5 separate regions of the Homo sapiens genome follow, and all the other regions are linked to region 4. A link is a loop called in an ENCODE intact Hi-C map of the cell type or tissue named here. Cell type or tissue: heart right ventricle. All regions are shown on one strand. Each heading gives the region's core, and the rest is flanking DNA. Links, peaks and the distances in the headings are about the cores only.

Region 1 (6,036 bases), core at 1-5,000, 550 kb after region 4:
AGCGTGGGGCCAGCTCCCCCCGCGCGCCCACCCACACTCACTCCATGCTCCCGGAAATCGAGAGGAAGATCCATTAGTTCTTTGGGGACGTTGTGATTCTCTGTGATGCTGAAAACACTCATATAGGATTGTGGGAAATCCTGATTCTCTTTTTTATTTCGTTTGATTTCTTGTGTTTTATTTGCCAAATGTTACCAATCAGTGAGCAAGCAAGCACAGCCAAAATCGGACCTCAGCTTTAGTCCGTCTTCACACACAAATAAGAAAACGGCAAACCCACCCCATTTTTTAATTTTATTATTATTAATTTTTTTTGTTGGCAAAAGAATCTCAGGAACGGCCCTGGGCCACCTACTATATTAATCATGCTAGTAACATGAAAAATGATGGGCTCCTCCTAATAGGAAGGCGAGGAGAGGAGAAGGCCAGGGGAATGAATTCAAGAGAGATGTCCACGGACGAAACATACGGTGAATAATTCACGCTCACGTCGTTCTTCCACAGTATCTTGTTTTGATCATTTCCACTGCACATTTCTCCTCAAGAAAAGCGAAAGGACAGACTGTTGGCTTTGTGTTTGGAGGATAGGAGGGAGAGAGGGAAGGGGCTGAGGAAATCTCTGGGGTAAGAGTAAAGGCTTCCAGAAGACATGCTGCTATGGTCACTGAGGGGTTAGCTTTATCTGCTGTTGTTGATGCATCCGTCCAAGTTCACTGCCTTTATTTTCCCTCCTCCCTCTTGTTTTAGCTGTTACACACACAGTAATACCTGAATATCCAACGGTATAGATCACAAGGGGGGGATGTTAAATGTTAATCTAAAATATAGCTAAAAAAAGATTTTGACATAAAAGAGCCTTGATTTTAAAAAAAAAAGAGAGAGAGATGTAATTTAAAAAGTTTATTATAAATTAAATTCAGCAAAAAAAGATTTGCTACAAAGTATAGAGAAGTATAAAATAAAAGTTATTGTTTGAAATGGGGGTGTCGTTTGTTTCCTACCCCAACCTGCTTTCTTGACCCAGTTCTCAGGGAACCTGAAGGGACACAGGATGCCGGTGATAAGCTCACCTCTTCAGGAAGCCGCTTCAAGCAGACCTGCCACCTTCAAGCAGACCCTCCTCACTTAAGCCACTTGGCCACTTCCCCGAAACCGTGCTTCCTTAAAAAAGAGAAAATGAAAGTTGTTTTTAAATTAATTACAAAGCAGAGATTCTTTCTGTTTGAGATTTAGAGGAACTGGGCTTGCTCGCACAGGCAGACAATGCCAGTGGCCGGCCGTCTGCCCCCGCCTCAGGCGGGCCGGAGCCCTAACCACGATCCTCGCAGGCTCGGCCTAACCACGATTCGCCTCTTCCTGTGCGGTGGCCAGAGGCAGCTTGCGAAGGAACCGCCATTAAGGGCTCCAGCAGAGGGGCCGAGAGGCTGTGTTCCCTGGCAGGGATCAGGTGAATCCTTTCATAATTAATAAGACAGCTCAGCTGAAATGGCGAGGAGACGGGCCCTATTGATCTGGCAGTGGGGCTGATTCCACCTCTCCTATTTATAGGCCCCGCATGGCCTTAAAGAGAAGTAAACATTCCGGAGTAAATGGGCAGAGGCGACCCGGGTCCGGGGACTGCAGGCCTGGAGTAGGCGGGGGAGAAAGAACTGCATGCAGGTCTCTGGGTTCAGAGAAATCGAAATCTGATTTCTTGGAGAAGGTGGCTGTGGGAGGAAGCTGCGGGGGCCCCGGGGGGGGGGGACGGGGGAAGGGAGGAGGATGGAGAGAGACCAAGGGGGCTGCAGCAGGTTCCCGCACGAAGCCCGCCGCCCGCTGCGGGGAGGGTGGGCCCGGGCTCTGAAATGCAATGTGTAAACAATTGCTAGTGTAACAGTTCATAAATCAAACCCAGTGAGTCGCAGCCCAATCTGCATTCCCCCCACGGATTGAATTCCAGCAACACATGCGTCCCTGCGCCCGGAGCGCTGGAAGCTGCACGGATTCTTAATGGCAGCATATATTACGGCCGCGCGTTCACGCACGCGCCGCTCGGGGCCACTCCGGGGAATCGTTTCGCCCGCTAACTCCCACCCAGTCCCCTCCTCCCGACGGAGGTCTCAGTCAAAACCCGGGTTCTCAGTCAAAACCAAAGCAGATCCGCGCTACCTGCGCGGGGTGGTCACCCACCAGCAAACGCTCGGGGTTTTGGAAAATAGTTGCATTTTGTTGGTTTCGTTTCAATGGTTATTTTCGGTCTGCGTATAAATAGGATGATTCTAACTGGAGTTCAACCCCTGGAATTCAAATTAGAATGTCTGTGCCTATCTTAAATACGAATCTATTTAACAAGGAGGAGAACCAGGATAAAGAGGGAGGGTCTTCTCCATTTTTGCCATCGTAGCACGCCGCCTCCTATCAGTATCTTTTCCTCTACATATTGGGGGCAAACAAGTGCTCACAACTAAGCCCATTGCTTGTCAAAATAAAAGGCAGGCGCCCTTCTGCTCCGACTGTGGAGAGAAGGGAAACCCCCCCACGACCCACAGAGGACGCCCCTCCCCTAGCAGCGCGGGCTTCCTACTCGGAAATCAATGTCCTGGAAGATCTAGGAAGAGGCAGGCTAAGGGCGGGGCAGAAGGGGCGAGGGGGCGGGGACTGGGAGCGCGGGCTGGTCTGCTCTCCTAACAGGGTTCTTCTCTAGGAACCCCTGGCTCCTACTGCTGTTCCAACTGCTTCCCAGACGGGGCCGCCCTAGAGGAAGGGCGCCCTCTCCCCTCTCTCAGCCCCTCCACGCGCTTCCAAGCCCCCACGCCACGGAGTCCCAGATCGCCCTGGGAATCTCCAAACCTTATCGTCCTGTCTGGGGCTCCCTTGTCTGTCCCAAGCCGAGGACCACGCTCACGTGAGCACGGAGATATCCCTGGGAACGCAGGGCCGCGAGTCTTGGAAACGCAGGCTTCCGCAACTGGAGCGTTAGAGAACGTTTCTTCTTGTGGTGATTGTTTAGATTATTATCGCGCCGTCTTCGGCTATAATTTGCCGTTTAATCATGATGACATCTCCATATGTTGGTTGATGTTACCGGTTTTAAGCAGCAAAGCTGCTAGCCTCGTTGGCAGTTCAGGGAGATGACATTAACCAGGGCGAGCATGCCCCACTGATGAGATGGTGGGAGTATTGGGAGTGGGACGGAGTGGGCTTCAGGCACAGAGGACATCGTCATACCTACCTCCTCCCCACGTCGGAGTAGCCTCTCCGTATCTTCCCACAGCCCGTGGCTCTTCAAGTGGCCCACTCAGGCTGGCTTCGAGCCTTTGAGGAGCTGTTGGGATTAGAGAAGGACCTCCTTTATCACATCCTCTGTCCTAGTAAGTTCAAGACAAGGTAGTTCACTTGAGTACCGTGTCTGACAATCCTTATTATGAACATGTCAGGCCAGTTCCAGAGCCCTGCCTGGGCCCGAGGAACTCCAGGGCCCGTGGGAAAGGAAATCGGACGGAGGGAGGAAACTGGCACGAGAAAAAGGACTCGAGCGTGGAAAATGGGGGACACGGGGAGAAACGAGGGGGAAAAAGATCCGGAAGTAGGGTTAGAAGGGAAGAAAGGTGGGCGATCACCTGAAACACAAAAGGAGATGATGGAGAAGCTTGGAGACGCAGATAGAGCTCTGGGCAAGAGCTAAGGGACAAAGATGACCTTGGGACTTATTTTCATTCAGAACCCCCAGAGAAGAAAAGGCGCACAAGAACCTTGACACAAATTCTCCTTCTGCGGACGCAGAGATCTTTCCACTGTAATCAGTACCCCCAGAGGGCCAGGGCCGCCGGGAACCTGGCGTCTTGGTGCTGGACGGACCGAGGCAGGAGCGCCAGCCCCGAGCCTTCTCCCGGAGCCCACCCCAGGAAATCCGATGAGTCAGCCAAAGATGGAGCCAGAGATTTCCCCCTTGCCGAATTCTCCCTCAAATATCAGGAAGGTATTCAACCATTATCTCCCCGCCACCCCCACTTTTCCCTACAATACACGAGCTCTAGCTTTCACGCTGGCCGTCCATCCTCTGGAGCTGTCTACCGCCCCGACCCAGGGGCACGCGAGGGAAGGATCCCTAGCCACTCAGAACACCTACCAGGGGAAATCAAAGCGTTGGTCTCCTCCCCATCACCGCCCCCCGCTCCCCTCCCAGACGTGAAAACGAAGTGGTGAGCTGGGGGTGGGGGGTAGGAACGGAAAGGAGCGGCTGAGGACGCCAGCTTAGGGCTCCGGAAGACACCGCACCCCCCACCCCGCCCACACCTCCACACCCGGTCCCAAATCATCGTACCTCCCTAGGCTAAGGAGTCTAGCAACTTTGTAATCTTGTAGCTTGTGGTTCCCCCACCAACCCCTCCACTACCCAAGAGAAGAACAGTGTAGAGAAAGCACCCCCTGCAGGGCCCTTTTGGAGGTTAACTCTTGGGCAGCCTCGGCCCCCAAACCCGAATGCCGGCGGGAGAAGAGTTAGCCCAAACCCTGCCCAGCCCCAGGAGAGGAACCTCAGCTTGGCCCCACCGAACTCCGGCCATCCCGGCAGGCGCACGGAGAAGGCCCTTTCTCCCCACTCCACCCCCACCGGGTGAGGGGAGGAGAGTGTAACATTTGCGCCCAGAGTTGCGCCCTGGAAGGACGCAGCCTTTAGTGTGGCTTCCAAGAGCCAGGACTTCGGAGCCGGAACACTCCTGTTCCCACCTGCATGACCATGGGCGGGATACTGAACCCCGCTATACCTCAGTTTCCTCCTCTGTAAAATAACGATAATAATACTTACCTCATAGGATTGTACCTTGTATCAAATGAGACAGTATAGGTAAAGCTCTTTCGGACAACATGCCAGTTACCTCGTGCTAGGTAGTACTAATTTAATTTCCTCAGGTGGATCTCACCGAATTCTTCAAAATAACCTTGAGAACCTCATTCTTTTAATATTTTGGGAGCAGTTATTCTTTATGGTAAAGCGTTTTAAATTCCTCTTACTGCAGGCTACTACCCAGTGATCCATCATCCTCTCTGGCCTTCTCAAAGGATGTTCTAGATAAGCTCCTTGAGTTCAAATAGCCAGGTCGCTCAACAATGTGTGCACCCCCAGACTCTACTCCACCCCATCCCCCTCAGTGCCCAGGCCAGACCCCTGGCTTTTGCTTTCTGCAAACCCCCAACTAGAGTGGCCAGGTTCTCCCAGCATGGGATTTCTCCTGTATCTTCCTTGACAACTTCTCTTCCCTGCCCCCGCTCACTCCCACCATTTATCTTAAATTCCTCTCCCAACATTGAAAAATGTAATGAAGTTATTGTAAACAATGAAGCAATTCAAGAGTACAGAGAGGGAAGAAAACATCCTCCCTCCACTAATAAATGGTAGCAGGTTGACGTGTGTTCTTCCATGCCTTTCCCCGTGCTGTTACACACATATACACACATACATATATGGAGGTTGGCTTTGGGTTTCGCTTTGTTTCATTTCTGCAAAATTGTAATATGTATTTCTCTGCAACCAAATTCCTCAAGAGCAATAGTTAAATATCTCCTTTTAAATGGTGACATAATTCCTTCTATTGATGAATATTTAAGTTTTTCAAGGTTTTTTGTACTGTATAAGTATTGTGTTCATAAATATTCCTGTTCAAACAACGTTATGTACTAGTATTTTAATTTCTTCAATACAATAGGCTTGATCAAAGTTGGATTGCTGGGCAGAAAGGTATGTATGTGTGCTTTTCATTTGAGAAGATGTTTGTTTACTTTCCCAAAGGATGTAGAGATTCCCTGCATCCTTATCAACACTGTATGCTAACACTTTTTGCCTTTTTTGTCAACCCAGTAAGTAACCTTGCTGCTCTGGAAGGTCAGGCTTTCCCACCATCTGCATTAGATTCCTTGGGTCCCTCCCAGGCCCTGATCACCACCAGAGTGTCCTCCTGCACTGGTGGGGAAGGGTCAGCTGGACTTTGGGTTCCCCTCCCCAGGAGCAGTGGCAAGGGCTTCGCAGGGAGTGACTTTTGTGCAAAGTCAGGCATAACT
Region 2 (5,000 bases), core at 1-5,000, 230 kb after region 4:
GCATACCCCCCTTCCCCACCACTCTGGGTCCAGGCACAGCCGGGCCCTGGCCCCTCTTCCCTGCAGGTAAACATCCTCTGTCTCCACTGGGGTTCCCACAAAAGGAAGCCCCCTGCCAATCTCTGGTTTTATAAAGGAAGAAAGCAAAAGCTTTCTTTTAAGTGGTGAAAGCACCGAAGACCCAGAGCCTTGTCCCAGTTCTGCCCCTTACTGACCTTGTAACCTCAGAGAAGTTGCTTTGTCTTTCTGCCTCTCAACTATTTCCTCTACAAAACCAGAGTGCTGGATTAGCTAGGGCCTCTTCCAGCCCTACTGCTCAATGCTTTAGAGAATTTTCTCTAGCTGGAATATTCCACTTCCAAAATATTGTGGCTGTTTTGATTGTCTGGCTTGCACCTCCTTCCTTCTCCCTCCTCCCTCCTCCATCCATTGCTGTGAATTTCAGAGCCGGGGAGAAGTGCCAGACTCTGACAGTAATAGAGATAGAAGCCCTCTATTTCTCTCCAGAGCAGCCTGGTGAGCTGGCAAGGCAAGCTGCTTCCCCAGCCTCTTGCCTCTGCCTGATCCCTAGAAACCTGTTCCGGGTACAGCAGCCGGCAGCTGACCTCCTCTCAGCCCTGTCAGTGGTGACAAGGTCCAGGTGCCAGCACTGGTTTGGTGATACAGACATCATTCCCCTGGGCCATGGCAGGGACATTCAGACTCATGTCCCCGAGTGGCATTGAGCAGGGAGTCTTTTTTGTCAATAACATTCATGCACCAAAATCTAATTTTACTCCTAAGGGTGTTCTGTGCTGGGTTTCACTGGGGATAAACACCTATTTGCTGGGATAGGTGAGCATGGTCATGCTGGAGCTGTGTGGTCGATTCCCCTCATTAGAAGGAGACCAATGCCTGAAAGCCCAGATTGATGCAGCTCTCCATATAGCAAAGGGAAAGGGGAAGTGCAGTTTATCCAGCAAGCCAGACACTTGCCCAGGTGTTGTGGACTGGTGTCATTGTGTTACTGTCACACTAGATGATTTGATATCAAATAGTGAAATCAGGGAGGTATCCAGTACCATCCAAGTTTGGGAAAAGAAGTTCACAGAACAGAAGGGCATCTTCAGTCAGGTGGTAGAGTTTGAGGGGCTAAGACGAACTTGTAGTTCTGAAATCTGTCTCCCAGCTGGATGCCACTCTCTAAAACCCCACCTTGACAGCCACAGAACTGAGTTTAAGAGGACTTGCTAATCAATGAATCCTCATCCCCATGTTATATGTTAGGAAATAGAGGCTGAAGGTAAGCAGTTGATATTCACTGCTTACCCAGTCTACGAGTCTTTTTCTTTAAGAATGCAAATAAAATGCAAAAGCCTACAGATATCAAATTATTAAGCAGGTTGCCTTTGTGTATTCCATCTTCTAGCAAAATTCCCCTGTGGCCCAAAAGACTCTGGGCCCCCGGAAAGGGGGTGTAGGCACTGGAAGAAGTGGGCAGTAAGAACAGGAGGAGTAATGACACAACCGTCCTTGCCACGAGGAGTCAGGACACAGCCACCCTTGCCAGGATTGGGAAAAACGGGAACCTCTACAAAGGCAGTGCAGGGAAGCAGGGAAGCAGAGAGCAGAGGCAGAAGACCTGGCTTCCTGTTCCACATCTGCCACTTCTTGCTCACTCTGGGAAAGTCATATTGGTGCCCAAGCCTCAGTTTCTCCATCAGCAAAATGGAAGCAATGCCTACTTCACAGATTGTCGTGAGCATCTAGTGAGCAGTGTCTGTGATCAAGTCTGACCCACAGCACGTGACCAATAAGTGTTCATTGACTGGGAATGTGCAACTTATCATATCCCAGCAAGGTCAGGAAAGCACTCCAGGGAATACTTGTTCCTATGAGGAATATGTACGACCTGTAGCCCCCATAAATCTGACATCTGAACAAAATGCTGCTAGTAAGACATTAAAACTGTCAGAGAACATGTGCAGGTAGGCCAATTAAGAAAAATAAAATCTGGGATTACTGCTTTTGTTGATTTCTGGAGGCACAGGTGGGGAGCAGCATAACTGAATTACTCTGAAAAAATCAGTCATTATTTACTTGGCAGACATATGTGTCCACAACCCAAGTGACATTCTGGGATATCCATTAGAGGCACTGGCATAGGAATATGAATGTCCAGTGACTGTAGAATGAATGAACGAACAGTCAATCACTTGTGAATTGAATGACTCATAGCTCTAGTGGCATTATAATTTATTATTAATAACAAGCTACAGATTTCATACATATGCATTCATTTAATATTTTTCACAGACAAGATAAGTGTTACATGCTCTGGGGATACGGTTTCTGAAGCCCAGAATCATGACAGCAAGTCCCAGATGAGAAGGACAGGAAAAAAACTATATATATATATATATATATATATATATATATATATATATATATATATATATATATATATATATGCACACACACATAGCAGCACACAAACCATCTGAACAAGGAGGTCTATCTCCTGGTTACCTTTTGCATTTCAGATTTATATTTAATTGTTCTAAAAGCAGGTTTTCTGGCACTATATATCAAGTTTTCTCCAAGTCACTAAGGGACGAAATTTGCTAAGCGACTAAACCTTGGAAAGAACACTCATTTTTAAAATGCCATCTTCATGCAGTTCACCCAGTGGCCACTAGTGGCCTCTAAGAGGCCTTGTATCCGCGGTTACCAATCTGCGGATGATGACTTTGGCTCCAGGAACACCAGCCCCAAGTTAAACTCTTGTCTCCATTTTTTTCAGTGGCCACTCTTCCAGTTAGCAAGCTGCTCTTGTAATACTGACTGAGAAATGCAGAGAGGCAAGAAGAGGAAAAGGGGGGAAATGGCGGCTTTTTCATTTCTAATAGTTCTGTAGCAGTGAGTCCTGCCCATCACTGTGTGTGATATATACAGTGTTCTAAGGTATACTGAGTGTATATAACGCCCTTAAGTCATGGCTTTGGTAACATTTGGTTAAGAATTATTTTGGTAAAATCTGTATTTTAAAATGTATAAACTCATGTAAGTTTCCTCTCATACACACCATGATATTCAAGAAAAAAAAAATGAAATATTTGAGGTAGGCACGGAAATCCCAGAGGTGGGACCAGCCATTCAGTGGTAGCGTTTGACATCTTTGCATGATTTTAGGCATCTTTAATGTCACCCTTTGAATTCAGTTGTAGCCAGGAAAGGTACTGAGACGATCTCCTCAGATTTGGATTTGTATCAATTTCTAATAGACTGTTCTGCAGGCTTAGTTGGTGTTTCTGAAAAATCTCTCCACTGCCTTCCTGGTCTGAAAGGTTATGTGTAGCTGGAAATGTAATATTCCAGAAGAAACCTTATGTTGTTGGTCTGCTTTGGCTCTATATTGTTAACAATAGGCGACCATTTGTAGCAGTAATTGGAATCATTTAACAGTTCTATTGTATTGAATTAAAACTGGAAAGCAAGCCTGGCCCTATTTAAAAACTGGGTTCTAGTAGTTTTTCAGGCTAATGGGGTCTTATACCTTTCTAAGAATCTCCTCCATCCCACCACTCCTTGTCAGAATTAAATCAACCAATTAATGATAAACCTCCTCTTTGTGCAGAGTAAACCTCTCTGGATTGAAGGTTACTGAGAGACTAAGAGGCATTCAGTGTATGACTGAGAAATGCTATTGTCCAGCAGCAGTTCCTCCTTTCATTCAGTTCCTGGAAAAATATACACTGGTTTTCACATATGTGTCAGGAGCTGCTCCAGGCTGTCCCTTGGGACATGAAGTTGAGTAAGTTAGTCCCTGGCCTCAAGAAACTCTCAGTGTAGAAGACAAAATAAATAAAAGATCATTGCAATTCAGTGTAATAAAGACTGTGACTGTGATTTATGCAAATTGCAGTGAAATAACAGAAATCAATGTCTAGCGGTGTGGTGGAGTGGGGAAGAGGATGAGGAGGGCTTCCTGATGCAAGGATATTGGAGCCGAGACTTAGAGGATGAGTATGAGTGTTCCTGACAGGCAAGCGCATGGAAAAGTGTTTGCAGTAGAGGGAACAGTATATTGCAAGTGAGGAGGGACTAAAAGATGAAAGAGAAGATATAAGCCTGGGAAAAGATGGCAGGCATCACACCATACCAGGCCTTGGGGATCTTGCTTTCCTCCTGCAGATAATGCGGGACTTGAGAAGGATTCTAATTAGCAGAAATACATAATCAGAATTATGCTTTACAAAGTGGTAGGGAGGGCTGGGCACGGTGGCTCATGCTTGTAACCCCAGCACTTTGGGAGGCCGAGGTGGGCAGATCACCAGATCAGGAGTTCGAGACCAGCCTGGCCAACATGGTGAAACCCTGTCTCTACTAAAAATACAAAAATTAGCCTGGGGTGGTGGTTGGCGCCTGTAATCCCAGCTACTCGGGAGGCTGAGGCAGGAGAATCGCTTGAACCTGGGAGGTGGAGGTTGCAGTGAGCCGAGATTGTGCCATTGCACTCCAGCCTGGGCGATAAGACCAAGACTCCGTTTCAAAAAAAAAAAAGAGTAAGGAGAAAATGGAGAACAGGAGATATGTTTGGAAGCTGTAGAGATACTCCAGGCTAGAAGAGGAATAGACCAGAGGGGTTTTAGCCCCTGGAGGTATGGGGCTCATTTCTCTTGTTCCAGCTTCCTCTGAGCACCTGAGCAATCCTTCAACATTATAGGTTCCAGGATGTATTAATAACAACACTTTATAAATTAAGCCACTTAAGAAAATGCTTTTAATCATTCTAATTAAGGACATGTTAAAATTCTGGGTACCCAAAAGAAATGTGAGAAAGAGTTATTTTTCCTGTTTTTTTTTAAATAAATCAGTTTCTCATGGATAGCATTTATGCTTATAGTTCAATAACAATATTACCAAAAATTGCATGGAGAATTCAGTTCACTAGGGAATTCCTAGTATATAAACCTAAACATTTAACTTATTTCAAGATCCCATCTGTGACAGGTATAATC
Region 3 (6,051 bases), core at 651-5,650, 490 kb after region 4:
CGTCTCAAAAAGAAAAAAAGAATTTAAAGTAAATCTACCATTTGATCCAGCAATCGCACTACTAGGTATTCACCAAGAGAAAAAGAAGTCATTATGTGAAAAAGATACTTCCATACACGTTTATAGCGCACAATTTGCAATTGCAAAAAATATGGAAACAGCCTAAAAATCTCATCAATCAACAAGTGGATAAAGAAAATGTGATATATATGTACCATGGAATACTACTCAGCCAGAAATACGAATGAAATAATGGCATTTGCAGCAACCTGGATAGAATTGGAGACTATTATTCTAAGTGATGTAACTTAGGAATGGAAAACCAAACATCATATGTTCTCACTCACATGTGGTCGCTAAGCTGTGAGGACGTAAAGGCATAAGAATGCTACGTTGGACTTTAGGGAATTGGGGGAAAGGGTGGGGGGTGGTGAAGGATAAAAGAGTACATATTGGGTACAGGGTACACTGCTTGGGTGATGGGTGCACGAAAATCTCAGAAATCACCACTAAAGAACTTATTGATGTAACCAAACACCACCTGTTCCCAAAAACCTATGGAAAGAAAAAAATTTAAAACAAAAAAACCTTTCATCCCCAACAGCCAAATGTAATGGAGGGACCTTGTTTGAATTCTGACTACTACCCCCATAAAAATTAAACTTTTATTAAAAAACAAATAATAAATGATACAAAGAAAATGTTAATTTTGTTAGGTGCAAATAATGGCATTGCAGACATAAGAAAGTTAATATTTTTAAAAGGTGCATACTGAAGTATGTAAAGATGAACTGGCATGAGAAATGGGATTTGCTTTAAAATATTTCAGCAAAAAAAATGAAGGGATAGAAACAAGTATTGCAAAATTGTGATACTTGTTAAATCTGGGTGACCAGAATATGAAGGTTTATTCTATCACTCTATTTTTGTGTGTGTTTGAAATTTTTCATAGTAATTTTCTTTAATTCCAACCCCACTTCTCTTCCAAGAAGCGTCTCAGTTGCCATTTAATCAGATGTCAATAGATTCCCAGACAAGGCTTGCTTACCTAGGTTAAGTTCCATTCATCTCCTTGTCTAGCCTAGCCAAGACCCAACACAAAAAAATAACATTTAAACAAACACACTGCTCCCTAAATCTTTGCTTACCTTATTATGATAAGTTTACTGAGGAGTAATTCATGAGGTACATTGATTGTTTTTCAGAAAGGTAAAACCAGGTGCATTCCATCCAGTGACAGACAAGGTGCCATTTTCACCACACCTTTGCCAATGTGGGTTTGTCATTTCTTTTTATAAAACCTCTTATAGGTGCAGTGCAGAAAGATAAACAGGATTCAACTTGTCCCAACCAAGGGGAAAGGATGTCCAAGACAGCAGAACAGCCTCAGCAAGGCACAGAGGTGGGAAAATGTGTGATTTATTTAGTTCTATGTGACCAATTCATTCATTTAATACATATTTGCCCAGAGCCTCTATAATTAAAATAATTTAGTGAGATTAGCAGTTAAAGATGTGTTAGTAGCTAATTGAGCCTTTCTTCCTGATAAAGTAAGAAGAAATGAAGGGGAATTGCTTTTTTTTAAAAAAAAGGTAACATGAAAGGAGGCATGAAAATGATTCTTCTGCAGACTTTCTGGACTATCTGCAATCTTGTGGAGGCCAGCCTCCATCTTCTCCCCTACTTCCAGGCCTTCAACACTGCACTCTGATTACCAAAACTTTAGAACTATATCGAGACCGATGACATCCAACACGTTCCTTTTATCTTGTTACCCTTTCAAAAAGTGTCATGGTTTAAAGCCCTTAGTGCAGCAGCAGATTCTCTAACAGGAATTAATAAGCTCTTCTAGAAGAATTAAAAAAGCAAGCTCCCTTTTAATAGAGGCAGAGAAGGACGCATTCACTTTCCAGTTGGGCTGAATTTCCAAAAACTTCAATAATTAGATCCCATTCTCCACAAGTCATCATGTTTATCATGGGGAGAGTAATGCCTGTTCCAGGTTAATTGGACAGAAACGATGTTCCTCTTCTGTAGTCACTGTAGTCAAATTATCCCTGCATTGCAAAGCCTTATTGCTCTGTGTTAGGTTTAAAGCCGGATTTCTCAACTCTAACTGCTTTGCTGTGTTTAATACTCGGGTTGCTCCGATTTGCTCGTCTGCGGGCGTACTTGAACATGAAGGATTGGGAAGGAGGAACAGCAAGCAATCACCGAGGCCAGGAGCCCGAGCCAGGGCGGGAAGGGGTTTTCCCACAGCAACATCGCACTAGGAGGCTTTCTAGAGGGCGGTTTGAAATCCACGGACCTCGTGGGGAGCTGAAGCAGGACCTCCGCGCGCAGGAGCAGGTTTCCGGGCACTACACACCCAGGCTCATGGTAGGCGCCCGCAGCCCAGGACGCTGAAACTCCAGCCCCACGCCGCGAGCTGACCTTCCTGGGCGACGCCAGCTGGGTGCTTGGGGCAGGCACAACGGAAAACAACTTAAAATCAGAATTCTGGATTCTGGGATTTGAGCTATCAAAGTCATTTTCAAGAAATTCATATTCTTCCTAGAGAGGGGAAAATGCAGTAATACCCCCTTAAAAGCCAGAGTCTTCAAAAATGTTGCTTTTTCAATGTTGCTTTTCAAAAAAATAACCCCTGCTTTGCTTATTCCACACGTGTGTTGATACAGACGGATAAATATATAACAATGGATACTTGATTCACATGTAAGTGCGCTATCACACATAATCTCTCATCGTTTCGGATTATTACAATCTCTCATCCTTTGAGGAAGATAAAAGGTAAATTTCCAAAGGAGTTTTAAATAGGCAAATGGGCTATACGGCGTTATAGTAATATATTGTAATATAGGGCATGTATAATACTATGTAATACACAGACAAATGTATGCATAAGGACAGAGATACAGTGCCCTCTACTGGATCAAAGTGAACTTGATGAACCTTGCCTTTGAAAGAGTTAGTTTAACAGCCCTTCAAGAGGCTATCAACACCAGAATATAAGCCTTAAAGCTAGATGATTCTTCACATCAGGTGATTCTTCTTTGGTTTGCACTAGCAGCAAGCAAAACGCTCTTACGTTGTTTTCCAATCATCCATGTTTAACAGGATTATTCAAACTGACTCCACAAATATTCTATCAGTAAAGGGACATTTGACTGATGAATTTGTTGGAGCCATCTAAGCAATCCAGACTCCGCAGTTCCCAAACTGAAAACAAACTTTCTGCATTGTGTGCTATCTGAGCGAATCAGATGTAATTTTAAAAAACAGACAGACAGGAGTTCAAGCATAGTATCCATGCTCAAAAAGTTGAGCAATTCAAGACATTAGGCAAATTGAGAAGTATTGTTTTAAAAGCAGCATGACAGCGATGACTTAAATAATACAGAAATTATCATCCTGAATAATTTGTTCTTAAGTAATACAAAAACTCCATACGAAATACACATATGCTCCTAAATAAGCTGGTAAACAAAGCTCTATGTGGATTCCCAAAATTTTGGAATAGGGATTCTGTGGTATAGAAAATGATGATTTTAAATGATAGGAAAAGGCAATTTAAAAATATTAATAGTTTCTAAAACTCCACCCACTTCAGTGTAATGGGTATGTGCCACTGAGGGACAGCTGGACACCTGGAAAATGGCTACCATTGCACTGTAAGAGTCCTCTCCGCGTAGCACTAAAAATGTCAGTGTTTCATTTTACTAAGGAGACTTTGCCTTTCCCTTGTGTTGATCTGCATCTCATCTCCTGGCCACTAAGTACAAAGACCCACTATGTTAACCTTCCACACATTTTCAGAAACCGGACAGAGCTTATTATAGAAGTGCCGACACAGCCAAAGTAAGCCAGTTGGGAAATCAGATGCCTGTCTCCTTGATGCAGGAAATTCAAAGAGAAGATGTCAGGTTGATCGCAATCTCATCCCAACCTCTGCTGCAAAGAAGCATGGAAGAGGAATTTTCTAGAGCCTCTCAGCCATCCCTATAATTAGCATGGAAATTTGTGAATCATTCCTGGCAGAAGAAACATGGCTGGAGGTGAGGCCCACCCCCTCTGTCCGGGTTTCCCAGGGGAGGCTCAGGTAGTAATATGGTACATTTTCGCTCTACAGCTCAACCATTGTGTGAAAATGTTGACTCTCCCACGGAGCTCACTCCTGTCCAAGGTAGAATACAGTGAGGAAAGGCCACCAAGCCCTCCCTGGGCAGCGGTTCTCACAGCGTAGTAAATACGGGGGCCCCCTATGAGCTGTGGAAAATCTGGAGTCCACACCTGCTCCTGAAATTCTGGTTCAGCGGGTCTGGGAAAGAGCCCAAGAATCTGCATTTTAACAAGCCGCTAGCATCATCTGGTGCAGATGATCCATGGACCACACTTTAGAAACTGCCTGAAGAAGTGAAGAAGCATATTTGGCCAAATACTCTGACATCTTAAGACCTTCTCTTTATGAGCATCCATCTTCTAATGAGATCCTCATGGAATAAAAACTCCTTTGTACTGATTTCTGTCCTTGCCTAAATAGTATTATAATGAACGTAGCTATAACTTTGAAATTCAACCAGATGACAGGATACAGGACCTTCTGCCAGTGCAGACACCCCCAGGACACTTTGTGATCCCAGGCTAGCCCCTGCCATGCTTTTTATTTTCTCCATTGCTCTAGGATTGGATTTTCTGCTCCTGTCTTAAACGGACCTTCATTGATTCTTTGTGGCCAGACTCTTCTCCCTGCAGCACTGCAGAATATGCAGTCTCATTGCTTTCCCACACCTAGCCTGTCTCAAGAAGTGCACAAGACATTTGAGGGTTTCCTTGAAGCTTTATTATAAACAATGAGGAAGAGACAAGAGGAAAATAAATATGAACAGATAATTAAAGAGAAATATCACAGTCTTATGCAAAAGTTACTCCCAAATTCCAGTTTCCCTTTTAGCAGCTATGGACTCTATAGTAATAATGCCTATTTTATTGATTCTCTCCATGTTTATTTTCTTCCTTCTTTCCTTCCTTTCTTTTTCTTCCCTCTCTTTCTCCCTCACACAGACTTGCACTGGGCATAACACATAGTGGGCCTGATGGTAGAATCCACAAACAGTCAGCAGTGAGTTAAAGTTCTACAAAGCACCAAAGAATGGAGGCTTCCAGGTGAGATTTCACTAAGAGCTAGTATTAGAAGAGTCTGGGAGAAGAGTAGATTGAGCACATTGTGGGGAAAATGAATTCCCAACAGCAGAGAGAACCGCCACATACAAACCACGAGAAATCAAACATGTCACATTCTGGGAACCCAGTAGTTCAGCAGAGTTGGAACACAGAGTGCATTGGAAAATGCTGGAAATTACACTGGAATGGTAGGTCGGGTCAGCTCCTGAAGGGCCACATGGACTCCAGTAATGAGTGGGGATTTAGACGATAAACCATATGACTTTTCATAGCCTACACAGTTGGCACTTTTATAAATCTAATAATTTAAGGTCCATGCAAATGAGGGAGGAGGCAGGGTTAGTAATAACCATTACAGGATAGGAGGCATAAACCTGGGCTGTCTTGGGAGAAAGCAGATGACCACTCTATCCATAGGGTGTTGAGGCTTGGGTGATGAGGTTCCTTGATTCATATCTTCCTCCTCTTGGCGAGAAAGTCTTCATGTTAAGGATTTCATCCACTTTGGCAGCTAAATACCATCGGGAAAAATACTTCAGGGCAAAACCCTGAAGCGCTGTCTTCGAGTTCTTTTTTTCTTCACAAGGAAAGGCTCTCCTAGGCATTTTCTTGATTTAAAAGATAATAGCTTCTTGAATAGAAGGTTGGAATCTTTCAATATATGATTGATGATACTGACCGCTATGTGACTTCCTTAATCCATACTTTTAAAATTCTTCTATAGTGAACGAGAGCTTGAGTCCCTACATGATTTTAAAGATGCAAGGTATGTGACTTCTTAAATATGAAGAATGCCTTATGTGTTTTGAAAATTGGCTGCATTTTATATTAAAACAGAGTTCTTCAATAGTCTGCATTATCTTGGGAATC
Region 4 (6,051 bases), core at 428-5,427:
ATGGCTTTAAATCCTCAGGGCTGACAGGGCATCCTCGCCTTCCACCCACTTTAAAACAGCCTGCAAGGCAGTGTGTGACCTATGGCTTTAACTCTGATGAGGAGGATTCCTCATGGCATGGGTTGCTGAGAACCCTGAATCACAAGGTATAAAGCAGGGACCGAAGGACTGTGCCCACTGCAGCAACCCCCCGCTGGGTTTAATGCTCTCCTGTTGCCACCCTGAAATTTTTAAAGACTTTTTACGGGGTCTTGCTCTGTCATCTAGGCTGGAGTGCAGTGACATGATGTCTTATACCTCATCTGGCTGAGACTCACTAGAGAAGGTCACTAGTTAGAACTAGAGAAGGGGCTGGGCACAGTGGCTCAGGCCAGCACTTTGGGAGGCTGAGGCAGGAGGATTGTTTTGAGACCAGGCTGGGCAACACAGTGAGACATTTTCTCTACAAGATAAAAATTAAAAAAATTATCTGGGCGTGGTGACACGTCCCTGTAGTCTCAGTTATTCAGGAGGCTGAGGTGGTAGGATCGTTGAAGTCCAGGAGTTCAAGGCTGCAATGAGCTAGAATTGAACAGAGTGAGACCCTGTTTCTAAAAAAAATTAATAAAGAACTAGAAAAGGTTCACTGCAGCCTTAACTCGTGGGCTCAAACAATCCTTCCCAGTAGCTGAGACTACAGACATGAGCCACCATGCCCGGCTAATTTTTTTTTTTTTTTTTTTTTTTTTTAGAGACAGGGTCTCACTATGTTGCCCAGGCTGGTCTTGAACTCCTGGACTTAAGCCATCCTCCCGCCTCAAGCCAGTCTCCCAAGTAGCTGGAATTACAGGTGCATTGCACTGACCCCAGCTTCTTCAAGATAGAGTCTCCCTCTGTCACCAGACTGGAGTGCAGTGGTGCGATCTCAGCTCACTGCAACCTCTGCCTCCTGGGTTCAAGTGAATCGCCTGCCTCAGCCTCTGGAGTAGCTGGGACTACAGGCGCATCCTACCACGCCCAGCTCATTTTTTGTATTTTTAATAGAGACGGTGTTTCATCATGTTGGCCAGGATGGTCTCGATCTCTTGACCTTGTGATCCATCCGCCTCGGCCTCCCAAAGTGCTGGAATTACAGGTGTGAGCCACCACGCCCAGCCAAAATTCTTAGAGAACTCCACATCATCATTTTTCACTGAGTCTCTCAAATTACGTAGCTGACTTGGCCTCTTGGGCTAATGTTGTAGTTTTCCTTCTTTCTAAAAATTGCCCTTTTGCCTTTTTATTGTACTTTCTGGAAGGCTTCACTAAATTTCTATTCTAACTCTTCTCTTGAAACTTTCATTGTTGCTATCATATTTTTTAATTTCTAATAGGATTTTTCCACCTCCTGAATATTCCTTTTCTTGTGGCATCCTTTTTTCATGTGTGCAATATTTTTTATTCATTCTTCTGAGAATGTTAATGATAGTTTCTTGAAGTTTCCTTTTGCTTCTATTTTGAGTTTTTTTTTCCTGCTTTGTTTGGGCTTCATATTTTATGTTAGAGATAAAAGCAGATGCATTTGGTTTGGAAAGACAAAGGATTTTTCCCTGTTGAAGTAACGTAGAATGAAAAAATAAGGTGATACAAACATTTTAAGGGCAAAAGAGGCAACATTGAGGAAACTCACATGAGGCCAACTTCAACTCTGTAAAGTAGAAGTTGTTTCTCAAATTGTGAGATACTGTAAGGGCAAGAGCTAAAAATTGGAAGGAAACATTTGGAATATCTGCAATGCAGGAATCAACAAATGCTGAAAACTGAGTTGCAGTGAGGGCTCATCTGAAGTCCCACAGCCTAAATTTGCAGCTGGTCCAATTGGCATAGTTTGGTGACATTCTCTAGTTAGTCTTGGCCAGATGGGGTAAAGACAGAAAAGCAACTGCAGGGTGCTGGGCAAGTCAAGGTAAGAGGCAAAGAGTAGAGAGACAGCTGAGGGGTCCGAGGTGCTGGAGCGCCCTGGCGGGAGGCCAGCCACAGGCTGCGGTAGTAAGGGAATAAAAGGACGTCTGAGGGACAGAGGGGCAACTCTGGTGAGGATCAGTGTCCCGGGAATTTTTCAGGCAGTGTGGAGTCTGCTTTCAGTCCTGAAGGAATGCATGAGCTGGTGGAGGCCATGACAGCATAGGAATGTAAAACAGTTCCACATCCTCTTGGAATCAAGAGGCATGCATTCACATCCTGTCTTGGTGGGACCTGGTAAAGTCAGGTAGTCAGGCTGGGAGTCAAAGAGATTGGATTTTTTATGTCCTATGTCTCCCTAGCTTCAAATCCACCCTCTCTAGAATAGATTGCAAAAAGGGGAATTTCCATTACAGCATATAGCATTCGTCCTATGAAGAAACCCCCTCGCTCAGTGACTTACACGAAAAACTGGGGTATAAAACACCCATAACATCTGGCCTGCTGCAGAGCTGGCTTCAGGAACAATTGTGGACCATTACATCACTCTCTCCGGTCTGCAGGCATTGGCGGGTACATGCGGATCATAACCACCAGATGGCGCTGTTGGCCTAAGCTCGAGCACAGTCCACAGCCTGGAGGTCCTGGGAAAGCCTGACCTGAATCTAAAACTTCTCTAAACTCCCTAATTTGATTCAAAAGCAAAACAGTAGAATACTTCTGCACATCCCAGCGAGGTCAGAGTATAGCATCTGCGTGGCCCGTAGGCAAGTCATCGGTGGTTATTTAAAGCCCGAGTTTAAGAAAATGACTTCACAATGCAGAGAAACTGGGGAGCCGGCGCTGGTCCCTCAGTCCCCGACATGGAACGCTCCTGCACCCGCAGCGGAGTGGCTGGCAGCGCCGCATGGAGGTGGCGAGCTCCAGGTCTCACGCAGCGTCTGTCTGTGCAGTGCCCAGATGGCAGGGGCTGTAGAGGCCTCTAGAAACCTGCGGCTCGGCTGCATTTCTCCAACCTGCCATCCGCCCTCACCACCCCAGCTCCAGGCCGCCGCACTTGCTGGCTCTGGCCACCGCCAAAGCCCTAGGGACGGTGCACTCTGGCTGCGCGGTGGCCGCGGGAGCCGGTGGCAAGGGACTAGGTCCTAGGGGGAGAGACTTATTTAGTCTCGCAGGGCCGGCCTCTTTGCATACTCTAGGGGCCCCGGGAGCTCAGCGTGTGCTTCCCACGGTTGTTTTCGAGAATAATGTGGCTTTCAGCCAGGCCAAGCCCCTCGCGGCTGGGCGGTGCGTGAGTTCCCAGGTGCGCGCTTCAGGATCGGAGGCGCCCGCCGGAGCAGGGCGTGCTGGATTCCAACAGTACGTGCTAAGCACAAAGGCCTGAGCCCGAGTGCCGGGGCCTCCATCTCGGTGGACTCCAGTCTCGTGGCCCACTTCCCACGTGCGCCCGGCTCAGGCGCGCGGCTCTCCCGGCGGGCGGGTGCACGGCCTCCCCTCCGCGGCTGCGGCTGCGGTTGCGGTGGCTTCACTGCGGCTGGTTCCTGCCAGGTCATCTGCTTTGCGCCCATCTAGGCCGCGGACAGGCGGAGGCTGATTAATTTTTCATGGCGATTCACCCGGCTGTTCATCCGAAGGCAGCTTCTGGGGCGGGAGCTGTTAAGGACCCGACTGTGCCAGGGGCTGCTCTTCCTCCGGCCGCACTAATTACTGACCTGGGAGGGAGACTCGGGTTTTTCTCCCCAGTGAGCTGTTTTTTTGCCTTTTGGCGTCTTTTGATTTCCCAAGCAAAGCTGGGGGCTGGGAATTCAAGGATGAGGGCCAGGAAAGGCTGAGGGAGGAAGGGCGCCTGTTCAGTTTAATCTTATTTGTGGAAAGCCCCCCCACCCCCAGCTCAGCCTGGAGAAGGAGCTTGGGGATGGTCACATCCTTGTCCCAGGAGCTCGCGGGCTCCTGGGGAGATGGGACTCGCAGAGTGGGGGTGAAAGAGTTGATTGACAGTGTGGGAATGTATGTACCAAGGGCCAGTGTAGTGGGACCCAGTGTAGAGGAGTCGGGGCTCCAAGAACGAGCCAGTGGAGTGAGCGAGGAAAGGTAGTGAAGGAAAATGAAACGAACCGCCGGGTGCGGTGGCTCACGCCTGTAATCCCAACACTTTGGGAGGCTGAGGCGGGTGGATCATTTGAGCTCAGGAGCTGGAGACCAGCCTGGCCAAGGTGGTGAGACCTCATCTCTACTAAAAATACAAGAAGTAGCCGGGCGTGGTTTTGGAGTGGGGGAGGACACTGGGCTCCCAGGGGAACCTGGTGTGAATGTTCCAGGTGTGCTCCTTAACCACCCACACACAGGTGGGCCATATTTCTGGGACTGGTGTTTTAAAGTTTCCCCTTCCCTCCTCCATTACATAAAAATTTGAAAATTTACAGATATGTATAGAGAAATCGCTATGCAGAGGAAAACACTGGGATTTTTGTGTGTGTGTGTGGAGGGAGGGGAGTTCTATCCAGGTGTTTTCCATGTGGATAATTTTTACCTAATTGTATGTTATACATGTACGGCGTACGTAGTGTTATGTTAAACATTGTGTGTTTAGGCATTTAGAAAATATGATTTTTCATTATGAAACTAGTAGATGTTCTTCTCAATTTTTGGAAAATAAGGAAATATATGAAAACAAAAATTAAATATTACCCGGATTCTAAATACATAATAATCCTTTTGGTATGTTTCCTTAAACTATTTTTTTCCTGTGGGTGTTTAATTTAGTTGAGACCATATGCTATTTGCTAATTTCTAAACATGGTCAGTATAGAAACATCGTTAGATAGAAGGCTAAATGAGAGAGGTTTCTTCTTTTTTTTTTTTTGAGACAGTCTCACTCTGTCACCCAGGCTGGAGTGCAATGGTGCGATCTGGGCTCACTGCAACCTCTGCCCCTCCGCCTCCTGGGTTCAAGCAATTCTTCTGCCCCTGCCTCCTGAGTAGCTGGGATTACAGGTGCCCACCACCACGCCTGGCTAATTTTTGTATTTTTAGTAGAGACGGGGTTTCACCATGTTGGTCAGGCTGGTCTCGAACTCCTGACCTCGTGATCTGCCCATCTCAGCCTCCTGAGAGAGGTTTCTTAATCTCAGTGCTTCCCAGGGCTCCATGACACAATGTCTCCCTCTGCACCACTTCACCCCAACACTTGTGGAAGAGCCAGGGAGGGCTTGGAAGAAACACTCTAAAACCACCTCCCAAACCCCTCCTCACAAATAATCCCTGCACCCAGCTGCCCACTGGCCCCTGCCCTCTGGTTGTGGCAAGGGCTTGGGAGCTGTGGGATCCCTTCTCAGCCACCTCTGCAGAACATCCGTGCAGACATTGTTTTGTATATGATCTCAGTCTTTTTAGTGTATTGTTTGAAACGTTAATTTAATTAATGTCCAATTAATTTAATTTAATTTTCACAAAGGAACAAAGGTAGGGCCCACATTGGAGTTATCCTCTGAATCATCGAGTGCAAAAAGAATATGGCTGGCTGGGCTCAGTGGCTCATGCCTGTAATCCCAGCACTTTGGGAGGATCACCTGAGGTCAGGAGTTCGAGACCAGCCTGGCCAACATGGTGAAACCCCGTCTCTACTAAAAATAAAAATACAAAATTAGCTGGTGTATGCCTGTAATCCTAGCTACTTGCGAGGCTGAGGCAGGAGAATTGCTTGAACCTGAAAGGCACAGGTTGCTGTGAGCTGAGATGGCGCCATTGCACTCCAGCCTGGGCAACAAGAGCAAAACTCTGTCTCCGGGGGGGAAAAAAAAAAGAATATGGAACCACATCTACAGAATTTTGAGGATAAAGTGTTTGTGAACCAAACATTTTTGTTCTATGTCAAATTATCTTTCACATTTAAAGCGAAGAGAAAACATGTTCATTATATAAGAAAAATGCCACCTAGTACATTTTTTGAAAAAAACAAAAACAAAAACAAAACCTCAAAAAACTTAAAGGGGATTTCCATTTCTGGCTGTGAGGGAGTATTTTGTACCAGAATAACCCTCCTGCTGAAGAACTGTGAAAACCAAACCAAATAAAATGTAATAGAGTAGTCTGAGAACATCAAAGAGCAGCCAAGGTTGCTGGAATCCAAGG
Region 5 (6,051 bases), core at 419-5,418, 1.4 Mb after region 4:
AATTCATTTGCTAGGACTGAATACGGGAAACATGCTACTAAACTGCCCCTGAACTCACAGGCTTGTGATGTGTGGTGGATGAGACACAGCCCGTGCTGAGGCAGGCAGGTCTGAATCCAGTGCCAGAAGCACCATGTGCCATGAGGTGGCATTCGAATATTTGGAGCAATGAAGCGATCTCATTGAATGTATATATATGCTAGAGGAATTGCAATCATGAGAAAAATTAATTGCAGAGTTGATCGTAGAGGCATAGTGTCCAGGCAGAAACCTAATCCAAGCAAGAGATCATTTGACGGCTGAGGGAAGAGAGAGCCAAGGGGAATGGAGTGGAATGGAATGGAATGCAGGAACTCTAGAGGGGATTTAAAGGCTGAATATGCTGGTTTGCGGGCTTGAGTTAGGAGCCCACCTCTAGCAGTCAATATTACTAGAGCATTGGTGGTGAAGCCGTGGGTGTAAATAAGACCACGTGAAGTGGGCGTATATTAAAGACATATTGGTGACCTTTCTGATGTTTTCTACCATTTCATATTAATAGGCATGAGGATCGAAAATAGGAAATGATTTTTCTTTTCTCCTCCCTGGCAGCCTTCTCTGCTGTGATGTTTTTTCCTCATAAGGCTGGGGTCCTATTGCTTTCCCTTCTGATGAAGCTTTTTTATTACTTGGTGGGTAGAGGGCCTTAGGTGTGGCAGAGAAATTCCGCAGCCTCGCCCTCGCCGTCATAGTGATGAAGAGCGTTGACTCCGGAGTCACCAAGGGAAATTAAGCACATGTTTTATTAATCTTTATGAACCTCAGTTTCCTCTCCTGCAAAATGAGAACAATACTGGTGCCGACTTCGCAGCACTGTTTGCAGCGTGAGGGCGATAAGGCACTTACACAGGCGCGTGCCCCCCACATGGAAATGCCTGGAGATGCTGCCGGCTCCTCCACTCACCGAAACTGCACTTTCTCTCCTTTGTTCTAAATGAGAAACCAGGTGTGGGGAGCAAATGGGAGAAAGGGGCAGGAGAAGCTTGCCTCAGATTCCAACTCATATGACCTGTCAGTGACTAAAGACGGAATGCCAACACATGGATTGTGTGTGTGAAATGCCAGGTTGGTGTTTTCCACAGGGATGTGCCCGTTGTTCTCTGCTTTCTGTGGAATTCTCTTCCAGCGCCAGGCCTGGAGATGGGGCCTGCCCTTTTACCTCTCAAATATGTTCCCAGGGAAGAGTGTGTCCTTCTCCGGGAGCCACCCCATCACACTGACTCTCACTTTGGGCTCATTGCTAGAAACTCTGTGGCCTGCGCCTGCTTCCCATGTCGCGTCAAAGCGTCTCAGCACAGACCTAAAGGAGACCTCAGAGGTCACCCAGCGTGGCCTCGCAGAAACACCTGCGGGAAGGGATTACGGAGGTTTGCAGGGAAGGCCGGGCAGCCCGGGAGTGAGCGCCGCACTGCAGCTCCCAGACACATGCAGCTCCTGCTCCCAGGCAGGAACAAAGTGATTTCCCAGCTCCTGGGGCCATGGGTAGCTAACTGATTAAATACCCGGTTTGGAAAATTCACCTGACGTATTTCTTTTTTTTTTTTTTTTTTTTTTTTTTTTTTTGAGACGGAGTCTCGCTGTGTCGCCCAGGCTGGAGTGCAGTGGCGTGATCTCGGCTCACCTCCCAGGTTCACGCCATTCTCCTGCCTCAGCCTCCCAAGTAGCTGGGACTGCGGGCGCCCACCGCCATGCCCGGCTAATTTTTTGTGTTTTTAGTAGAGACGGGGATTCACCATGTTAGCCAGGATGGTCTCGATCTCCTGAGCTTGTGATCTGCCCGCCTCAGCCTCCCAAAGTGCTGGAATTACAGGCTTCAGCCACCGCACCCGGCCTCACCTGACATATTTCTTACACGTAAGCCACTTCTTTTTCTTGTCCAAACTGAGGCTAGCCCTCACCCAAGACTTGCCTGTATCTCAGTGCAGGTAGCTGAGCAAGGCACAGCCGCCAGGAGGAAGTCGGGGAACAGCAGCCGGAGCCTGGGGAAGCCCTGCACAAGTTGGCCTTGAGGAAACCACCTGACAGACGTTTGCTCTTCCTCACAGAGCTGGTGAGCATTCTGACTATGTGGTCACATCAGATCAGATCGCTCTCACCTCTCTAAGCATTTCTTTTTCTGGAGTATGAAGCAGCTATTCAGGGAGGAAAGCAATTTGATGTCAGGGGCTTCTTTGAGCCTTGGGAATTAGACCTCAGAAGCTTAGAATTGGAGCTCAGCTGCTGGTGGAAGATATACTGTGAATGTTTTATTCAGTAATGCATATATAACATTGAGCAGAATCCAAATACATAAATCACTTATACAATAGCTGTGAAGAGCCACCTTCCAGCACTTGAGAACCCGGCAGCCAGTGGCTCACAAAGGCCTCTGTCGCCATCTGCTGGCCGCATGCTTTCTCATGCTGTTAATTCTTGCTCTGGTATTTTTTGTTCCCGCAGCCTTTGGCACTCAGGTTCTTCTGCTGTAAAATTTGCCTCCATCAGAGCTGTATTGCCTTGTGTTTTTGAGGCTTGCAGAAGAGACCCTTAGCACTCCTTAAAATTCTGGCAGGACAGAGAAAACAAGATGGAGAGAGATGACAAAGCCGATTTCTTCCTCCTGGCTTTTTTTTAACCAGTTCTGTGCACTATCAGGCCCTCTGAGCTTAGGCCTATGCCAGCCACATCTCAAGGCCAAGGACACAATACTCGGTTTGTCTTTATAATAGGTCCTGTTATTGTGTCTGTCAACCTCCCGATGTCTGTATCACAGTCACCAATATATTACGCTAAGGAAATAGGAATTATTCACATTGCCAGTAAAACTTGCCCATGTATAAGCACAGACTCACACAGTTATGGGCCTGAAGACCATCCCCAGTGGCGAAACTGTGCCCCAGAGGTTGCCATAAGTCACTGGAGCCAGAAGGCATATTTGATCCCCTGTGTAAGATTGGCCACCGTACCCTGAATGACAGTGGTGTGCTGACTCACACAGAAGATCCGCTTGTGGTGCAGGCTTGGCCTCCTCAATGTGGCCACAGGCCCTAGAGCGCTAACAGATGTCACTTATCGGGATCACCCCTGAGGCATTGTGAACAGGAAGTGGCATCACTGATCTCCCACCAGCTCTGAACCAATACATGTGGCATCCCAACTTCCGGAGAGGCTGGACAGAGCATATCCGGAATGCAGCCACGTGGGGAGTCAGAGTAGGGCAAGGATATAGGAGTGCTGATGAAAACTGAAAACACAGGGGACCGGCCCGCGATGCGGCCTCCTGGGAGACATCTGCATGAGGCCAGCAGGCCAAGGGTCCATGGCTGGGGATGGCTGCGCTCTCCTTAGGGAAAGGCATTCCAGAAACTGAAGTTACGAGGCAGCGTAGGGAAAGCATCCTGGGCTCTTCAAATCTGGGCATGGCTGTGAGTCCCAAAGCGTTGTCAGTTTACACCATCTCCTAATGCAAGGGCTAAGTCATTAGGGAAAAAATCATGTTTCAGGTTTTAAGGGGAAAAAATGAAAAGGTGCATGGCCTTTACCTGTAAACAGTAGAAGGGGGTGGGGAATGGTTGAATGGTAGAAATGAAAATCAAGAAATCTAGCAATGGCTGGTGATTTAAGGACCTTGTATATCAGTTATTGCTGCACAGTAAGTCATCCCCCAAAACTTAGTGGCTTCAAAGAACAATCTTCATTTATTGCCACATCCCACTTCTATAGGTCAAGAATTCAGACAGGGCATGGCGAGGGGGGCTTGTGTTGCTCCACAGTGATTGAACCTCAGCTGGAAGATTGGAAAGCTGGGGGCAGGAATCATCTTTTACTTAGCTGTCTGGAGGTTGATGCTAGTTGTGAGCCAGGAGTCTGGCCAGGGTGTCAGCCAGAACATAGCACATATGGCCTCACTGTAACCTGGGCTTCCTCACAACATGGCGGCTGGGTTCCAAAGGCAAGAGTCCCAGCAGAGAGAGCCACACAGAAGCCATATTTTCTCTACGGCATAGCCTCAGGAGTTGTACAGCGTCACCTCCACTGTCAAGGTTATAGAACCTGTCCAGGTTCACATAGAGAGAACACAAACCCCTTCACTCAGTAGAGGAGGGTCCATTCATTGTAATACAATCATTGGAAAACACCATCTGCCACACCGGTTTCCTTATCACCTGTACCCGCATCCCCCCCGACACATGCACAGAAACAGGGCAGCCTGTCACAGACCCTCAGCGATCATGGCATGGGTTTGTGCTGGGTAAATAGGTGCGTTTGTGGGTCAGCTCTGCTTCTGGTTTGTAGTTTGACCTGGTCTTAACCTCTCTGGATCTCAGTTTCTTCTTCTGGGAAACAAAAAGGCTGAGCTCCAAACCCAGTCATTGGAAACTTTAACGTTTTCTCTTAACCTTTTTTATACCCTCATGCCTATTCCTCAGTGGTAGTGAGGGTCACGGTTCAGTTTGGTGGGGGGGTAAAAGTTTGGAAAAGCCTCCCTCAAAAGCTCTAGAATCCCTTCCAGCTCTGACCTCCGTGAGTGTTGAGATGCTGGTCATGCTCTTTGGCTTTTTGGGATTTTACTTTCCTGCTCTGTAAAATGAAGGGTCTACTAAATTATCAGTTAAACTTTTTCCAGCTGTCATGTTTGATGTTAGTATGCGTTTTGATATAATGAGGTTCCTTCATCCACACCAGTACTGTTCCGCTACGGTGGACATGTGCGTTGGCAGAAGAAATCCTGTATTTACAAGTTCCTGCCCAGGCTATTGAAGAGGCTCTTCCTTTCTGTGGAATGATAGAAGCTTGAGTGGCTTTTGCAGCAGGGACCTGAGAAATCAGCCTACTCTCCACTTTACAGAGAGAAAACTGATGCGCAGAGAAGCCGAGTGATTGCCAAGGACAGAGGGCGAGTTATTGATAAATCAGGCTACAGTCCTGTGACCTAAGGCAGTGTACTTTACTGTTGTGACCTCATCCTCTTAATAGAAAATATGTGAGCATGAGGACCCTGAGACATACCACCCCCATCTCTCCCATCTGCATTATTCCTATGAAGGGCCAGTACCCTCAACAGTGCCATCTTCTTTTTATTTCCACAAATGTGATAAATGCTCAACTTTTGTGAAAGTATAGTTTTTCAAACATGAAAACTAGATTAAAAAGCTGAACATCCAGAATAATTATAACCATAAGGTAGTGGTAGTCATGATCACACACAGAGGCTCTTGGTCTGATTTCTACAGAGAGAAACAATGCTTGAATACTTGTAGAACTGGACACCTGAACAACAAGTTGGAAGGCTTTTAAATCCATTTGGTTGGTTATTTAGGAGGTGGAAGTGGCATAAGGAAGGCAGTACTGCTCACAGTCTAGGAAAAAGGAAAGTCTACGTTTTGGTTTCAGTTCGTGTTACCTCTTTTATTTTTCATAGTGGCAAAATATACGTAACATAAAGTTTACCTTCTTAACCATTTTTCAGCATGTATGTTACATTTTTAACATGCTTTTGTTGAATGGTTAAGAATCTAGGAAATGATAAGCCTTACATGTTCCCAAGTGCAGATCAAGTTGAAGCACAAATTGACTTTCCCGAGCCCAACTCCAGGTTCCAGAAACGGGATCCTCAGCCACACACTGTGCATACCTGTAATGCACTTAAGTACTTTCTACTTGTAAAGTACAGAGAGCACATCATAGTTTGTCTAAACCTTTGTGTTGGTGTCCTTCAACGCCACAGCCTTATGTACTTTGGAAATACTCATTATACAGGTTTAAATGTTCCTTCCTCCAAACAGATTTTTTCAATCTTTTCAAATTTTAGTTAAGCTTTATTTTTTTTTAAGTATTGTTAAAAGACAAACCTTAGACAAAGTAAATTTAACCAAGTTTAACTGAGCAAATAACACTTTGCAAATCAGGCAGCCTGTGAACCAGAATAGGCTCACAGAGGTTCCAGCACAGTCACGTGGTGAAAGGTTTTTTTTTCTTTTGAGACAGGGTCTCGCTCTGTTGCCCAGGCTGGGAGGCAGTGGTGCGATCACG

Evidence for each region. Hi-C counts contacts between places; a loop is a spot of excess contacts. Peaks named below come from ENCODE experiments on the same cell type or tissue, not always from the same donor. Only the 100,000 strongest peaks of a DNase experiment are listed, where the experiment ranks them.
Region 1: it touches region 4 in a loop (4-fold over the local background); 6 of 110 quality-filtered maps call a loop at or near these places.
Region 2: a loop joins it to region 4, with 2.3 times the contacts of the local background. A loop is called at or near these places in 19 of 110 quality-filtered maps.
Region 3: it touches region 4 in a loop (11-fold over the local background); 85 of 110 quality-filtered maps call a loop at or near these places.
Region 5: a loop joins it to region 4, with 8 times the contacts of the local background. A loop is called at or near these places in 51 of 110 quality-filtered maps.

The regions. Positions count from the first base shown.
Region 1 is chr6:5,992,941-5,998,976 of GRCh38, reverse strand. NRN1 (neuritin 1) reads left to right here. Exons shown (of 3, transcript NM_016588.3): 3 at 1-978. The coding sequence ends at 1. It overlaps LOC105374898 (a long non-coding RNA gene), which reads right to left. Exons shown (of 2, transcript XR_926413.4): 1 at 3,212-6,036; 2 at 886-1,161. Among named protein-coding and RNA genes, the nearest start is that of NRN1, 11 kb to the left of the region's middle. RefSeq lists enhancers at 1-269, 1-1,126. In heart right ventricle, for the core only: a CTCF peak has its summit at 2,742; DNase peaks (open chromatin) are centred at 1,390, 2,000 and 2,616; H3K4me3 peaks cover 3,263 bases; H3K27ac peaks cover 3,404 bases; H3K27me3 peaks cover 5,000 bases.
Region 2 is chr6:6,313,529-6,318,528 of GRCh38, reverse strand. The region is part of intron 2 of F13A1 (coagulation factor XIII A chain); the gene reads left to right. All of the region lies in intron 1 of LOC124901253 (a long non-coding RNA gene), which reads right to left. Among named protein-coding and RNA genes, the nearest start is that of F13A1, 4.6 kb to the left of the region's middle. In heart right ventricle, for the core only: a CTCF peak has its summit at 2,681; DNase peaks (open chromatin) are centred at 618 and 2,688; H3K4me3 peaks cover 786 bases; H3K27ac peaks cover 1,243 bases.
Region 3 is chr6:6,054,519-6,060,569 of GRCh38, reverse strand. No RefSeq gene overlaps it. Among named protein-coding and RNA genes, the nearest start is that of NRN1, 51 kb to the right of the region's middle. In heart right ventricle, for the core only: CTCF peaks have their summits at 2,737 and 2,939 (motif pointing left); no DNase peak of the experiment used is centred there; H3K27me3 peaks cover 1,359 bases.
Region 4 is chr6:6,543,705-6,549,755 of GRCh38, reverse strand. All of the region lies in intron 3 of LY86-AS1 (LY86 antisense RNA 1), which reads left to right. Among named protein-coding and RNA genes, the nearest start is that of LY86, 42 kb to the left of the region's middle. RefSeq lists enhancers at 2,424-2,473, 2,564-2,613, 2,694-2,753. In heart right ventricle, for the core only: a CTCF peak has its summit at 2,512 (motif pointing right); DNase peaks (open chromatin) are centred at 2,005, 2,515 and 3,215; H3K4me3 peaks cover 1,197 bases; H3K27ac peaks cover 1,358 bases; H3K27me3 peaks cover 1,030 bases.
Region 5 is chr6:5,140,176-5,146,226 of GRCh38, reverse strand. All of the region lies in intron 2 of LYRM4 (LYR motif containing 4), which reads left to right. All of the region lies in intron 3 of LYRM4-AS1 (LYRM4 antisense RNA 1), which reads right to left. Among named protein-coding and RNA genes, the nearest start is that of MIR3691, 5.1 kb to the left of the region's middle. In heart right ventricle, for the core only: CTCF peaks have their summits at 2,216 and 2,420 (motif pointing left); a DNase peak (open chromatin) is centred at 2,416.